2 separate regions of the Homo sapiens genome follow, and region 2 is linked to region 1. A link is a loop called in an ENCODE intact Hi-C map of the cell type or tissue named here. Cell type or tissue: Caco-2. All regions are shown on one strand.

The links. A loop is a pair of places that touch in the nucleus more often than their neighbours do. Peaks named below come from ENCODE experiments on the same cell type or tissue, not always from the same donor. Only the 100,000 strongest peaks of a DNase experiment are listed, where the experiment ranks them.
Region 2: a loop joins it to region 1, with 1.8 times the contacts of the local background. A loop is called at or near these places in 1 of 110 quality-filtered maps.

What each region holds. Positions count from the first base shown.
Region 1 is chr11:92,286,026-92,288,525 of GRCh38, forward strand. The region is part of intron 1 of FAT3 (FAT atypical cadherin 3); the gene reads left to right. Among named protein-coding and RNA genes, the nearest start is that of FAT3, 62 kb to the left of the region's middle. In Caco-2, no CTCF peak of the experiment used is centred here; a DNase peak (open chromatin) is centred at 946.
Region 2 is chr11:92,406,046-92,408,545 of GRCh38, forward strand. The region is part of intron 2 of FAT3 (FAT atypical cadherin 3); the gene reads left to right. Among named protein-coding and RNA genes, the nearest start is that of FAT3, 180 kb to the left of the region's middle. In Caco-2, no CTCF peak of the experiment used is centred here; no DNase peak of the experiment used is centred here.

The sequences.
Region 1 (2,500 bases):
TAAAAACTGCTGCTTAAAACAGCGTGACTCCCTCTCTCTCCCTGGAGACTGACTGCCTTCCCTTTTCTGTTGACCTGAAGCTTTAGATCAGAAGACAGTTCCTAATGCGAAACTCTCCCCAGTTTTGGCAGTGGGGATACACATTGCCAGTGATGCTTTGTCATTCTGGCAGTTGATTTATTGCAGAGGTTCAGTATGCAGTGTCTGTGGATTGGAAAAATTCAGGGTTCAAGTCTTTTCTATCGACCTCTAGGCAATCACTGCCAGTGATAGGATCAGTCCAGGGTTTTTGATTATTCCAAATTTCATGTTGCAGAAGCCTGGATAATCGAGCAGTGCGTAATGGGATGTGAATGCCGAAGTCCTGGAAATAGCTTTGAGAACCTTCTTATATGCACGGAGGGAATGACTCCAACTTATCCCGTTTGTTCATTCAGTTCTCTATGTAATCTGCACATGGTAACTGAGTGGACTGGATGGTGTTATTCAAATATAGTATGTGCTTTTGGTGTAGTTGTTTTCCTGAAGGACCATGCTTGAGTTAGCAGTAGTCTCTGATAACTAGTTCACTTAGAAAAGCTTCACATTTCTCTTGTTTTAATAATACATAACACATTTAAGCCACAGTTAAGAGCATTTTACCATAGGATAGCATAGAAGAAAACTATAGCTGTTGCCAGCCATCTTTTGGTTATACACTAAGAGCTCATTTGCCTTTTGCTATTAACGCTTGTGGCATCTGTTAGAGAAAAGCGACTCCTGGTAGTTTAGACTGCATTAGGTGTGTAGCCTGAAGTATTCAATGCATCAAACTGACTTCAAGTTGACTCATTACTCCCTCTTGAACAAAAGACAGTATGTGTGGAATTCTGATTACAGCTTAGATCTTCAGCTTTAAGAAGCTGCCCTTTGAGCTTGCTCTGTAAATAGTGATTAGGTGCAAACCTTGGATTTTGGTCCTTCACCACCCAGAATGGTGCCTGGGTACTGAAGAAAAGAGCTTTTCCCATTGCAGAAGCACTTTAAACAGTAGATTCTTTAGCAGGGAAACTAAAATAGGTTTCCTGTTCTTCAAATGGGTATTTTAAGTGCTTTGCAGGTGTATCTTAGAGAACGGAGGTATTTATTTTTAATGAGAAGAACTGAAGAATAAAAACAATCACAGCCTTGGAGAATTGCAGATCAAAGCTTTTTTTTATAAAACAAATGAAGGCCTCCATCCTACGAGCTAGTAAATTCATTAATTTTTAATAGAGGAATAGGCTATAAATGGTAATTTAATTCTTTTGGCAGAAGATCGTTTAAGTGGTGTTTAAAAATCTACATACTTAGGTGGTTTGGAGTGAAAACCTGCTGTGATATCTAAGGCAGTAAATGTGCAGTGCAGCTGAAAAACTTGTTCAGAAGCACTATGGGTCCTTTATAACTGCTCTGTTTCTACCTAATGTACAGTATAATATTTTGTACTACAGCCATGTTTAGTTACTTTAGAGCTGGGTTTCCCATCTTGCTGTTTGGGTCAGAAATGCTACTGTCAAGAAGTAGAGTTGTAGGCAGCAATAATTAGAAAATCCCAAGCCTTTCAAATCTATTTCATGTTTCTCCTAATTGGTCAGGATCTCCCCTCACCATTCCAAATACTTGTGCTCCCCTCTTAAGTTATCCCTGTGGTTTCTTTCTTTTGCTCTTCAAATAGCAGCTGTAACATTTACCGAAGAAGCCAAGTTCAGCTCTCCAAATGATGGCTAGTTCCATGAGAGAGCCAGTCTGCTTGGAAGTGCCAGAGGTTCCCAGGTAGCAGCTCTTCTAGAACTGTGCTGCTGTGAAATGATCACATTGGAATGGTCATAGAACTCAGGGAAGCCACATTTGTTAAAGTGGCCTAAGTTTGGAGCCGTTTTGCAGGCACAGAAAAACTGCAGAGCAAATGAGTTGTCTATGATATAGGTGTGTGTATGGAGGCACGTCTTTGTAAAATGGAAGTTGTTGCTGGGCTGAGAAGTACCTTTGGGAAATAAGATAAATTGTGCAGTTGAAAAAGGTTAAGGCGTGTTCATCAATAAATGATTGGATAAAAAAACATGATATGTACGTACAGTAGAATACTATTCAGCCTGTAAAACAAAGGAGATTCTGCAATATATGACAACATGGATGAACCTGGAGGACATTATGCAAAGTAAAATAAGGAAGTCACAAAAAAACAAATCTAAAGTAGCCAAATTTATACAATCAGTGACATGATGGTTGGCAGGGTCTCAAGGGCAGGGAGAGTTTGAGAGTTACTAATCAAAGGACATAAAGTTTTAGTTGAGCAAGATGAGTAAATTCTAAAGATCTGCTCTACAGCATTGCACCAGTAGTCAACCATAGCAGGTCATCTGGGTCTATCCTCTGTTTTAGAGATGAGGAAACTGGCTCAAGGGATATCTCTTGAGCCTTAAACCAGTCAGTACCTGAGTCCCCTTGTTGCATCTCCTGTCGTTTAACTCTATATGCT
Region 2 (2,500 bases), 120 kb after region 1:
AAGCTGAGAAAAATCTTCATTCCTTGGTTCATAAGTACGTGTGCTTGATTGATACAGTGTTCCTTATATATCCTTCCTAGTTTCCACTATGAGTTCAGTTTTTGTTTTGATTGATACAGTGTTCCTTATATATCCTTCCTAGTTTCCACTATGAGTTCAGTTTTTGTTTTTTAATCTGGCAGCAGCAGAATTTTTAAAAAGAGACTCTTTTACCATTTGAGCCATACTTTCTATCACATTGTCTTAACATTCCTATGGAGATTGTCTTGCTCTCTGGGAAATAAGCTATTTTAGGGGTTATTAGAGAACTAGATATACTTTATTTCTGATTCCTTGTGTTACCCCAGGCTCTGATAAAACTGTATTTTAGTAGCAGTTTATACACTTCCTCTCTGATTGTATTTTTAGCACATAAAGAGTCCTTAAAAATTCCTTTATAAGTAAGTGTTCCTTTCTTAAATAAATGCCTTAGTGCCTCCTAAACTGGAGTAACCAAGGGAACCAAGGTGTTCTCCTCTCCCTGAACTAATCTGATATCTTTGCTTCGTCACCTGGATTAATTTGCTGCCACGAAAGCTGTGCAGATGGTGGTAGACTTCCAGAATTGTTTCAGAAGGATGAGGTGACTCAGATTCTTCCAGTGAGGTGCTCTGTGTGCACTTGGCCTGGAGGAACATTTAGATTTCAACTCCTTTCCAGGAACCAGTAACAGCAAATCATACTAGTTACCCAATGTCCAGATTGCAGGTATCTCTGAAACCCAGGTGACTGAAATCTCCCAAGGTGGATCAGATAAAGGCATCCTAGCAGGCAAACACTAGACAGATCCAGGTTTCTACCCTCTTCCTGGCCAGATGAGGAATCCACTCTACAGAGCATGAAGGGGACTCTGTTTTTATCATGATACTGTCAAGTCAGTGCCTTTTAAGGTTTTCTTCTTAATATCTTAGAAGGGTTGACCCATAAAGACCACAACAGAAAGGGGCTATGAGAGGCTAAACTTGTTTTAAGGTGAAACTCAATTGTTCTAGCTGCCAGATACCAACCTTGTACTATCTCTGCTTAGGCTTAAAGCCAGGTGATTTTATTAGATAGGAAAATTCTTTAAGGAGGTACTACAAGAGGGTAGTGGGGGCAAACTATGTTAACAAGAGAAAGCCAGGGAGATGGAGATTGACTTTGAACAGTTACGGGATATTTTCGAGAGAATGAGTTTTTTTTATTCCCCATTGTGATGGAGGCTCCGGTATGCTAAAGACTGGAGCTGCAGTAGTGAGGGGGAAGGCAAGCACAGTTCTTGAAGAGATTCTTAGAATTATGCCTTTTCACTTCATACATCTCTTAAACACCGACAACACTGACTACAACATAGTAAGTGTTCTATAAATATTTGTTGAGGGGTAACATGAATAAATATTAAGAATGAATTTTCTAAGCTTTTCAGCACTTGTACCTTTGCTTCAGTTCATGCATTTACTGTAGTTTGCCTGTGTAACTTTGGGTTGATTTGAGAGGAAATGCCCTTGATTACATAAATGTAACTAGTCAAGACCGATCAGACTGAAATCTAATGTAGGCACCTAATTTAATGAGGAGAGAAAAAATTACCCAAACAAGAGCATGTGTAATTATGCTAAATTTCATGACTTTGGGGTCATAAATGGATTTTTCTTGATGTTCATCTGACACGTATTAATTCCAGTTGTTGCTGACTATTAAGCAGCGGCTTGTAGGGTCCTTTATAATAAGAGGACATTAATTCCTGTTAAATTATGATGAGCCTCCTGCAGCATCATACATTTCATTCATATGGATGTCACTAATAAGGAGACAATAAAAGACGAGGAGGATCAAAAGGAAGCTTTTGCTGCAGAAATTGATGGGGAATGAAACTTCCCAGCCCATGAGGCAAAGTGGTGGCAAAGAGCTTTAAAATGGGTGTGTCAGTCAGCTGGGCTGCTGTAACAGAATACCACAGAATGGGTGGCTTAAACAACAAACCTTTATTTTCTCATCATTCTAGAGGCTGGAGAGTTCAAGATAAAGATTCCAGCAGTGTTCAGTTTCTGGTGAGGGCTCTCCTTCTGGCTGCTAGATGGCTGCTTTGTCCTCATGTGGCCTTTCCACTGATCACATGCGAAGACCAGCATGAGAGATCTGAGGTGTCTCTTTTCCTAAGGACACTAATCCTATCAGACCAAGACCCCACTCTTATGACCTCATGTAACCTTAACTACCTCCTCATAATTCCAAATGTAGCCACAAAGTGGGGTTAGGGCTTCAACATATGAGTTTGGCAGGGGTGTAGGGAGGGTATCATTTGGTCCATAGCAGGGGGATAGCTTCGTGTTTGAACTCCAGTTCTTTCTCAACTCAGCTTCTTGACTCTGGCCTGTTGCTTAGGCTCTCCGAGCCTTAGTTCCCCCACCTGAAGCATGGGAGCAGTAATCACAGCCTGGGTTGGAAGATGACACTGAATTAAATAAGTGTATGAAACACC